Regions from separate parts of the Homo sapiens genome. Here region 2 is linked to region 1. A link is a contact called in ENCODE Hi-C or POLR2A ChIA-PET data. All regions are on one chromosome and are shown on one strand. Each heading gives the region's core, a stretch centred on a gene start or an enhancer-like site at or near the end of the contact. The rest is flanking DNA. Distances are from core to core; before and after follow the strand shown.

The links. Hi-C counts contacts between places; a loop is a spot of excess contacts on that map. ChIA-PET counts read pairs that join two places held with the same protein, here RNA polymerase II (POLR2A). Pooled maps may share reads with other maps.
Region 2: a pooled map shows a loop between it and region 1 (5-fold over the local background). The contact joins two enhancer-like sites. A Hi-C loop is called at or near these places in 1 of 37 single-sample maps with no recorded cell type and 8 of 50 pooled maps. POLR2A ChIA-PET finds 5 or more read pairs at or near these places in 5 of 52 experiments (T-cell, WTC11, activated B cell and 2 more).

What each region holds. Positions count from the first base shown.
Region 1 is chr2:207,140,642-207,146,192 of GRCh38, reverse strand. All of the region lies in intron 1 of KLF7 (KLF transcription factor 7), which reads left to right. Among named protein-coding and RNA genes, the nearest start is that of KLF7, 23 kb to the left of the region's middle. RefSeq lists an enhancer at 3,410-3,911. Within about 2 kb of position 2,337, at least 30 of the 41 ENCODE cell types and tissues checked have a DNase peak (open chromatin) inside an H3K27ac peak, as active enhancers do.
Region 2 is chr2:207,308,616-207,314,166 of GRCh38, reverse strand. No RefSeq gene overlaps it. Among named protein-coding and RNA genes, the nearest start is that of MIR1302-4, 42 kb to the right of the region's middle. RefSeq lists an enhancer at 3,062-3,811. Within about 2 kb of position 2,591, at least 10 of the 41 ENCODE cell types and tissues checked have a DNase peak (open chromatin) inside an H3K27ac peak, as active enhancers do.

The sequences.
Region 1 (5,551 bases), core at 1,088-3,587:
TCAAAAACACCCTGGCTGCATAGAGGGCTTTGTGCTTTATGTATTCACCTGTCCACTTGCCTGTTGGTCACTTTATATCAGAATGTTATTTACTTGTAGTCCTGCAGTTGACTGGCCCTTGCTGGAGCAGGGTCCATCACCCATCAGCAAGGGATGAAGACATTAGAATGGTCACACTCGTTCATAATAAACCATTGCAACTCTTGAGAAGGAAGTAGAGAATGCTCAATTTCATCGCTATAATTTATTTCTCTTTGGTGATTTTTTGGTTCTCTTTCTTTAGTTCATTCACTTAATTTCTCCACCCTTCTCCTTCCTTTCCTCATTCCTTATCTCTTTCTTCCTTTCCTGGGGTCCTTCTGTGTGCCCCACACTGTGCTAGGTGCTGAGGATGCAGTGGTGAACCTGACATTGCCCATGCTCTTGTGGAACTTAAAGTCTAGAGGTGGACCTGGAAGATAAATAGGCACAGAAGTTTAAATTGTGATTGGGAAATAAGGGAAAGATTAGGGTGCCAGGAAAGAATACTCCTTAGTGACATTCACAGTCACATCTGACATAATGAAGGAATATTTCTACTCATCTTCCCAAAAATATTCTTCTCAAAAACTTTTCCTGAAAGTTTACAGTTACCACTCAAAAGGAATCTAAAATGGAACAGACATTGAGAACACTTACAACTGACACCTGTATTTCATTTATGATTAGTCTCTTTTTGGGTTTGATAACTTCCCATCCATGTATCTACCTGTAATTTTCATCTTGCTAAGCAAAAAAGTTGTCATACTTTATATAGTAGGTATATTGCCAGTGTTGAATAGATGTATTATTGTTTAAAGGTTCATTAAAAGAAACTCTCAACTTCTTTCTTAGTGTATTTGTAGTATTTCTTCCATTGGAAAAAAATGAGTGAAGAATAGGAAAAGTTATTGGGTCTTTCCATGTTACATATTAAATCATGTCAAATAAGAGATTTTGACTGAGCCTGCCAGTAAGGTCTTAATGATACGTTACTGCACAGTATTTCCTAACAAAGTCTGTATACATGTAAGCAGCAGGTAGTTATGGTCATCAGTGGTGGCAATTCGTTTTTACAATATAGATACGAGAGTTCCATTCCTTAAGTTCTGCCCCAGAACGGACTGGTGAGTTGTCACTGTCCCTGTTGACAAATGTGAATAATAACTAAAAATACTTCAGGCTGCATTTGTCTGATTCTGGCTTGGTATGTGGCTAAAGGGGAAAAAAACCTTTCTGGGAAGTGTGATGCTTCTTTAACAGCAAATGGATTGAATTGATGCAAGTCTGATGTGCAACAGGGGGTACTTAACCTTCTATCTAGAATCAAACGCCAGAATTGGAGAAGCTGAAGCCAACCACGACTTCATAAAGATAAGACATTTACTTGATCTGCATGACTGGAGGAAGGATTTGGGGACTAAGATGTGTTTGAAAACTTAGTTGGTTTACTTTTAATGTCAGCAGATTTGCTGCCCTGAAATGACAGATATGGAAGCTGCTTGGGGATAGTGGCAGGATGACCGAAAGACCAGCACAGATCTTCAAAGAAAGGGGAAGACTGAGCCACCCTGTGTTCATTGGGTATCATGGGAGTTGGTGATAGAGGCAGTTGGCTTGGGTCATATGACCTATGAGAGGGAAACAGTGACCCAGCTGGGTGGGAGTCCTAGGCAAATCAGAAGGAACACAAGGATAGGGTTGGTGGTGTCATTTTCATGAAGTAGAGCTATTATTTCGTTCTGGTGAAAAAATGTATAAGTGTTCATTTGGGTACTTGTCGGTAACCCAAGAAAACAGAGTGAAAAATGATTGACAGTGGATGCTTTAAAATTTGTGACTGCAGATGAAGGAGCATCCCATTTGTATGACACATTTAAAACTTCTGCCTTAGGTTAGTCCCTTGACATGACTTTTCACTTGCTGGCATTTTGGAAGTCTATGCCAAATGACAGCTCTCTGCCACCCAGCCTTTGCTCAGTCTAGCTATGCTTTTTTTTTTTTTTCTCCCCCCCGCTGTGACGACTCCTAGACCAGGGCCAGGGTTTTTATGGGAGCCTCTCTACATTGCGTTCATCTGTTGCGCTTACACAAGCAGTTGCCTCCCTTGAGTTAAGACTCTAATGAAGCATGCTTTCCCCTGGAGCCAGCCTGCCCCTCCCCTGGCCTCTCTCTCTCCACCAAGGCAGAGAGCGAAGCCCTCTCTTATGATATTGCAGAGTTAATAATGCTGCTCTATTGGTTTTGTGAGCCTCTCAGTCACAGGGGGAATGTGTGGGGGATGGGCCCCAAGCTAGGAAGTGTGCCTCCTCTAACTCTCTTTCCGGCCCTGAAGCTTTTGTTTTGAATCTGGAAGCTTCAGACCAGGGCTGGATTTCCAAAGGTCAAATGTGCCTGCACATTTTGTCCTTAATGAGTGAGCCTTGCCCTGGAGCCCTCGCTGAAGGCGCCTGCGTTGAATCTGAGTAGTAGCCACAGAAGCAGTAGCTCCATAGCCAAATCCATTTGCCTGACATGCCACCCTTGAGAGAGCCTCCACGAGCCACTGAGGGTTACTGGCCAGGAGAATGTGGTCATAAATGCATGTCTACAGGAATGGGTGAGGTTTCCTTTTTGCTTAGAAAGCCAGAAAAACATCAACAGAGAGAGGCTACAAAGCAGAAAAACATACCCAGACTCCGAACCTTCAGTTCCCTCAACTGACAAAATACTTGAGGGTTTTAAATAGAAACAGTTTAACTTTTTTTTTTTTTTGGTAAATGGAGGGATTTTTTTTTTTCATGTCATTTCTTTTGTTCCTCTTCCTCATTTTCTTCTCCTCCTCCTCCTTTTACTTTAAACTTTACGTGTGAAGATCAACTGATCTCTGAGGAACTGACGTTTCTTTTATTTGATGATGAGAATTTCCTAACTCATTGTTGATCTTTTTGCTTCAGCTACCAGGCAAATCAGAGATGAGTTTAATTCTGTGCTTAATCCAGTGGCATTGTATTTTAGCTAAGATTTTTTTTGATAGTATTTATTTCCATCTTTTTGGGTTTTGTCCTCATTTTGATTTGTTATGTTTTTGTTGTTGTGTTGTTTTCTAAATTGGGAGTATCAGTCTGAAAAAGAAAATGCCTTGAATGATTTCTTTGACATTTAGGTTCAGGAATATCACTGGGCAACATTAATACGGCTACTGGGTTTCACTAATATCTTTTGAGCTCTTTAATCTTTCCCTGAGTTATCACTGAAGATCTAGAGAAACAGCTACTGCCTTTTAGAAGTGCGTTGGCAAAGCTTAACCCAGAGCAAACCACCAATGTAATTGTCAGCCAAAAATAGAAGACATTTTTTAGGCCCGAGGGCATGCATTTCTTGCTCCTCCGTAATGTGTACCCCATTCATCAGAATCCTAGACTGCTCATCCTTTTCCAGACACACAGTGGGGCTTTCACCTCTCTACACCCTTGCTCACACTGTGTGCACTTTTTAGAATGTCATTGTTCCCTTTCTCCACTTGGCAAAAGTTCACTCATTTGCCAAGGTCTGTTTCAAATGTGACTTCTTCACAAGGCCTTCACTGACCTCTGCAGGGAGAGTGAGTGGGTTCCTTCTCTGTGTTGCCATACCACTTCATTCAGCCTAGTGCTTAGTCGCATGTGCTGTGTTATCTTGAATTGCATGTATTTCTATCCCTCTCTTCCTGTGATACCATGAGCACCTTGTAGGCAGATATTGAGCTCTAGAATCGCTTGAAGTCTCCAGCACAATGTCCTATATAAAGTGGAAGCTCAGTAAATAACTGTTGAATTAATTTGAAAGAAGTACAAGATAACAGACCCTGCCCTGAAAGGCCATCAGAGTTCAAACAGGTGTCACCTGTTTATCTTAGCAGAGCTTTTTCTCCCCAGGCATTCATTATCTTATTGGGCAAAATCTACCAATCTCCCAGTCACCTCAGTGAAGAGCATGCAATGAAAAATAATAGTAGCTCCTAATCAAGATTTTTAAAAAATTCATTGAAGAAGTATTTATTGAGCAGCTATTGATTATGCCCAAAAGAAGTTTAAAGCTTGGTGCCAGACCTCAAGGCTCATTGGATTTGTCAGAGCTCTTGCCTCTTCCTGCTTGACATTTCATGGTGCCTTCTCTACAGATTTCTCATTCTTGTGACAAGATTCTTATTGAGAGCAGGGATTCCAGCCGAGTACTGCGGGGCAGGAGGAGCTGAGCAGGGCCGAATGAAAGTGCAGCTCATCATTATTTCCTTCAGCTGGGTCTCTCCTCAAATAAGGGATTTCTTAGGGAAACTGTGGGACGTGAGGCTTAAGGTTCTCCAGCTGATAACTACCCTAAGAGACAGTTATACCATAATTTGGATCCACAGGGAAGAAAGAACTGCCCAAATATGCCTCTGTTTTTTTCTTTTGCCTCTGCTTTCATTTGAAACAGAAGGCTCAGACTGGCAGCTGTGGGCCCTTTGCTTGTCTCACGCACTCTAACTTTTTAATACTCATTGCCAACATTGAAACAATTGGAGAGATTCCACATAAACCCCAAAAGATTTGGGCTTCCTTTAAAAACACTTGCCAACTCTGGACCTCTGTTTTCTACATGATATCGATGAGCTGGTGCTATGTACCAACTTCCCCTTTTAGATGGCATGTGCTATCCAGTTTACCACAGTCCCCACCCCTCATTATTGTCATATTCCTTGACTGTTTCACTAATGTATGTTATGCTCCTAGTCCCTGAATGTGTTTGAGTTTGATTCCTAACCTAGATTTATGGGAAGATGTGTTACCTTTTAGAGGAAAGCATCCTCAGAAATAGCATCTACCTACTGCAGCACCCTAAGGACAAGTATGTGGTCTTGTATCATGGGACCTTGTCTAGGAGACTGAGCAGAAACTGCAGTCCAGAGTCTGAAATTGAGATACCTGGAGCATGGCACTGCTATAAGCAGAGGGATCAGAGTAGGGAATTCCATTTTCCTCATACCCTGGTTCCCTAAGCAAACAAGATTTGGTCATGAGAAATTTATTATATTCACGGAGGATTTTCATACCATTGGGAAGGATATATATATAGTCCATTTTATATATCTCTATATATATACTAATACTTTTGGTTTCTTGATAAAGAAACCAGAGACTGAAGATGAGATGACTTGAGGAAACGCATAGAGCTAATTATGTAGAAGGAGCAGGCAGAAGTCATCCTGACTTTTGTCTGTGTTCTCTCCATGACTCCACATTGTCTTTTATTTTACATACTTACAAAAAGTCTCAAAGTTGAAGGATTTGGTGTCCAAGACGGATCAGGTACCCTTTACAATGAGATACTTAATTGCCTGCTTTTAACAGAGATGGTCTTCTACCAGCATACATTTCTGAATCACAATAGTCTTCCTCACCCACTGGCCCACCCTTCTTTTTAGTCTGTTACTAACAGGTGATTATAGACACAACTACTTTAATGTTTAGGCTCCATGTAGGGAGCAGGGCCAAGTGTAAATTGTGCCCTTGAGGTGATCTGCTTCCCAGAG
Region 2 (5,551 bases), core at 1,342-3,841, 170 kb before region 1:
ACAAGTTATGTAATTGCTGACAGAGGCATTTCAGGCTGGGAAATCTTTTCATTCTTTCCATTACATGGGTTCTGTGCTATTAACATTTAATGACATGTTGGAGGTGCGTTAAAATTTATCACTGTGTAGACGATACAAGAATGGCCCCAAGGAAGCTGATGTTATAAAAGCAGACTGATGGAGGGAGAATCAAAAGATAAGGAGGTAACTTGAAAAGTATCTTCCATATGGATTGCTCATATTAGCTGCATTCTCTCAAGGATAGAAACTAAATACAGCAAGCAAAAAACCCCACTTTAACAGAATCCATTTAGAGATCCTATTTTGGATATAAGGATTTTTTATGAGGAGATGAAGTGGCTTGTTTCAGAGAGGTACTGTTTCAACAGTAACAGTGGAAACAAGGAAGGCTTCATTTGTGCAGTCTAGTTGAAAGCTCATCAAACTTATACAAGTGCAGAGACTATGAGATGGAAAGACAGTTGCATTTCAAAGAAGACCAATAAAACAACATCACTTTTCATTGTTTGCAGCTTTATAGTTTCTAAACCACTTTCTCATGCTGTATCAAATCTATCTCGCATGCATCCTCTCTTCCTCGTGGGATTCTCTCATCTGCCTGAGAGTCTCTCATCCTTCCCTGTCCCCTGCTTGCGCTGAAGTTGCTTGTTCTGAAGTAGCTGTCACTTTTGAAGCCAAAGGGTTTTGGGTGGGGCTGCAGGGTTTCACCACTCATGGTCAATCTGGAGACTCTGTCTCTTCCAGACACTCCCAGGCTTGGGTGAAATGTCATACTAAAGGACAGAGGAGTTGATTTCAGGGGAGACTGGGGAGACATGGGTAAAGATAAGGCAATATGGAAGCGTGGGGCGGTAAAATCTCCAATGGGTGAATATTGACCAATGTTCTGTTCTCTCTTGATACATTGCTTCAGGGTAGAGTTTCTCCATGTAAGATGTCCTGTGTGGTCCAATGGATGCTCTTGTCAAGTGACCAATGTGTCCCTTTGTGGCTTCACACGAAGCAGTAGTCAATGTAGGAGCCCACCCGTGTTTTATTTCTTCTCATTCTTTCTGTTTTTTTTTCTTTCCCTTTTCCCTCATTCCCAATGCCTAGGGATTGTACCTCCTACTTAAAGCACCAGCACTTGATCCCTGCCTCAGGCTCTGTTTTCTAGGAAATTGAGTCTATACATATTTTATTTCAAACTCTTGCCAACATTTTGACTCAGGCAGGTATTTTTGTTGTTGTTGTTATTGATCATATTTTAGAGATGAAAAAGCTAAGGCCCAGAGAGTTTAAGCGACTAGCCCAAGACTACATTCATTCATTCATTACTTCATTTATTTAGCAGACATTTTTCAAACACTGTCTGTGTGCCAGGCACTGTTCTATGTGCTGGTGGTGACTAAGAGAGACAAGGTTATGCCTTCATGAAACTTAAATATGAATTGGTGGAGACAGATGGTACATAAGTAAATACATCAATCAACAAATTAGGGCAGTGGTAAATTATATTATTCTATTCTATACAACAGGGTTTTGTGTTAGAAAGTGGAGGGAAGGCAAGGAGAGCTAATTTATAATGTGATCAGGACAAGCATTTCTGAAGAGGTGACACATGAGCTGACGCCAGGGCTAGGTTAGAACTTCTAGAGGCTCTAAAAACTCATAGTTCCCCATCCCTGCTTGTGTATTGTAATTCGAATAGAAACAGTACCATGTTGTGTAATGAAGTCCAACATAGAAGGTGCCTGGTAAATATCTGCTAAATGAATGAATTAATGAACAAATGACAGATTCTTATTTTCCCCATGATGACTACTTGGATTTTAAAAATATATATCAAATTTCAAATTCTCCTCCCAACCCCCCAAAAAAACCTTTTTCTGGGAGAGTGTTCCCTATTGAGTAATGCAGTATTTGTTAAGGGTGAAATGATTAGCAGACTACAGACACTTTTAGGACATTGTAGGCAGAGGGAACAGCATGTACAAAGACAATGAAGTATGAACCAGCCTGAGTGACTTAAAGGAACAGAAAGATAGGCTGATGTGTCTGGGGAGTAGCAAGTGAGAGGGAGAGAGGTGTGAGATGGGGTAAGAGAGATGGCAAAAGCCAGATGATACAATCTTGAATTCCATGATGAGGGGTTAGGATTTTATTTTAAGGGCAATAGGGAGCCATAGGAAGATTTTTAGCAGGTGAGCGACATGATGAAAGTGATTGCTAAGTGGTAATTCTAAGTCTAGAACTCAAACCTCTGACTCCTGGACCTAAGTATTTCTATACTAAGCAGGTGTCAGAATTGGAACCAGGGGCTAAAGTCTGAGGCTCCCACTCCTGTGATAGAGTGAAGCCTAGCTTCATAGTCGTGTCTTGTAATATGAGGCCTTCAGATGACGCAACAATATGTCTCCAACTGTACCCTGTTTCCTGGCAATAGATAGTATGAGACAGACTCATGAAAGCACATCTGCTCAATTGGGCCTGTGTTGTTCCATCTATAGACTGGGACTGATGTAACCTCTCACCCATATAGGGAGGTGGTGGAGTGGTGACTCACAGGTCATCAGGACAGGAAGCATGTGATGTTGGGACTGCTGAGAATCACCAGTGGTTCTCATCAGTCTGAATACTCCAGTCGTCAGAACAGCAACATCTATCCTGTCATTAAAGAAGTGAACATTATGGAGAAAGTGCTTCATCCAGTGTAAGAGGGCTATGTGGTTATGTGCAGTAACAAGGGAAAGGCCAGCAGGAGTCTCATGGTTTTAAACATCATCCAGAAAAATGGCAGGGAAAGACTGGTAACCACCATCTGATGAGTAAAGTTTTATTCTGTTACTGTTTGTTGCTTTTGCCTGAAAAGGATGGAGGATTTTCTTAAATGGGACACCTTTGCGAAGAATTCTGAGATTCTCAATAAATGGGCACGTCAGTGCATATGTCGGGGGTCACTATTCTGAGGAGGATTCAGGACTTATCCATAGGCTTGAAGCTTTTCTCTCCCTTTCCCTCCCAACTTCCATTTTCTTAAAAGAGAACTCCAGTCTGGAGACACAAGCTCCTGTTTTCTCAGCGATGCCTCTCTCCAGGGAGGAGAGTGGGACCAGGCAGTTCTTGAGGCCTTTGGTAATTCATGCACCTTGTGCTTTTGCACCGTAAGTGCACGAATTCCCAACACTGACACAGCCATCCCCTTAACTCCCTAGCCTGTACCCCAGAGCAGCTGTGCTTTCTTCTGGCTCTGCAGATATCAATTCCTAAATAGGATGCCTTGAGGACATCAGAGAGACTGCCCCCTCCAGCTGATCACTTATGTGACATTTTGATGTTATTAATGTGTGTTCATCTGCTCCCTTCCTTCTCCCAAAAGGAGACAGGGAGAGAAACATTATTGAATAGAAATGCGGGGACCCACGGAGTGAGCATGCAGGAGGGGGAAGGGAGAGAGGAAATTTAAACTGGAGAGAGGTTGATGGAGCTGAGGGACGTGGAGAGGACTCCAAGGGGAGTGGGTAAACGACAGTTTGTGCATCACAAATCACACCTTCTCTCGAGTCCAACTGTTTCACCATCCTGCCCCCACCAGCCCGGCGCCTCTTAGCAATTCCCCGGCTGTCAGCTCTCTACCTGCTTGGCTCTGGCTGCTCTGCTCAGAGCTGCTCCCCTGGGCCTCCCTGGCTTGTCAGTGGGCTGCGTCAGCATCACGCCACACTGTCTCCCGTTGGCCCGGTGATCAACGCCTGACGGGCCGGCCCTCTCTCCCCTCTCAGCTGGGGCCAATGGGAGTCAGGGGAAGGTTTTGGTTACAAACGAAAATAAAATAAATAAGTCATACTCCTGCACTCAGGAGTCTGGGAAGAACGTCTTCATGGCCTCATAAATAATCTTTCCTTTTAAATCTGTCCTTCTTCTTCTAGATGTGCCTCCCACCCGCCCTCCACCCCGGCCCCCTTGGGCTGCCCCTTACAGTGCAGGGAATACAAAATGAGAGGCTTAGATTTAGACTTGGTGTTGGTAATAGCACCTCCCACAAAGGCATTTGTACCGTGTGTGTGTGTGTGTGTGTGTGTGTGTGTGTGTGTGTGTGTGTGCGCGCGCGCGCGCACGCAGGAGCACATGCACAGAAGCCAGCAAGATAGAATTCATGACAGTGTTATACTGATCCCACCCTGACTCATGGTCTTCTGACTTTTGCAACAAGTCACCCAGCCCCCTCCCAGGTTACCCCTCGACCCTGTCTTCCTACCCCAAAGCTCTCAGTTTATTTATTTCTTCCCATTACAGGGAAGCTTAAATGTGGGGATTAAATGGACTACCCTATTTTAAGATGCCTAGAAGTTTTTCTTAAAATCCATATCTATATCTCTCTTTATTGGACATTTAATTAAAGTTCATTCACTTTGAATCTTCTGCTTAAGACATTGTCCTCTTTTTCAAAACATATACCTTAAGGTAGGGGGTGTTATTAATCTCGTACCTTGAATGTGAATAAAAGTGCTTGAAAATTGGACCTCAGAGGGTCAGGAGAGATGGCCAGAACTCCTGAAGACCCCGTGGTTGTGGGGAGGAGGGGTGCATGCTAGAGAAAGTCTAGGGGGCTTTGCTGGATTGCCTAGGGTTGCCCAGGAGCTTTCCTAAGCATGATTCATCTTGGTCATCAGGCGGGTGTCCTCTGAGCAGATGCCGTGGTGGCATGAGGAGACAACCATGGGCACAGGGGCCAAAGAGTTAGAGGGGAGCTGGGGAGGAGAAGCATTGAGAAATTAATGCTCAGTGCACGAGAGGCCCCCAAAGTGGTCAGTTTTTTCTTGAAAAGTCTTCATTTTAGACCAGGGTGGGCAACCTTCCTTGGCCACTCCTCCCACACTCCCTTCCTTGCCTCACTCCAATGCACACTGCATGAAGAGAGTGGGAGTTTGCCCTCTATTGACTGCGTCCAGAGAGGGTCATCTGACCAGTCTTCTGGTCTGTTAAGGGGTCCAGGTGCCTGGTGTGCTACGTGAGGTTAAGAAGAAAGAAGAGAATGTGAAAAGATTAGATTTTTGGAAATGTTGCCCAACTTCTGCCAGATGGGAACATTGAAGGCACTACATGGCCATGGGCTTTCCTCTGAGAAATGCCAAGATGGAGCCATGTTGGTTCAGAAGGACAGACAGGCAAGATATCTGCTGCCATTTAATCATTATCTAGGAAGATTTCACAGTGTTCAGAGCCACACACATTTTTATCTCTTTGATCTCTTTCTAACTGCTTCCTCTGCATGGTTGCCATGCTGAGGCAGTGGTGAAGTTTTTATAGACTGTACTTTTGGTGGGTGGAGTAGCTTCCAGATTGGGTTGTGGTACAAGATGCAGAAGACTTCATCGCAGAGCCTCTGCATAGAGGTGGATTTGCCATGAGGCTAGTGCATTTTAAGCTTCAGGGCCTTTCACTTCCATGGGCTCTGTCCATGGCTCTGAAGCTGGCCAAAGAATAATCACACTTGAGGATACATTTTGCCCTTGGGAGGAAAGACTCCAGGAAGAGATCTAGGTAGGCTCTG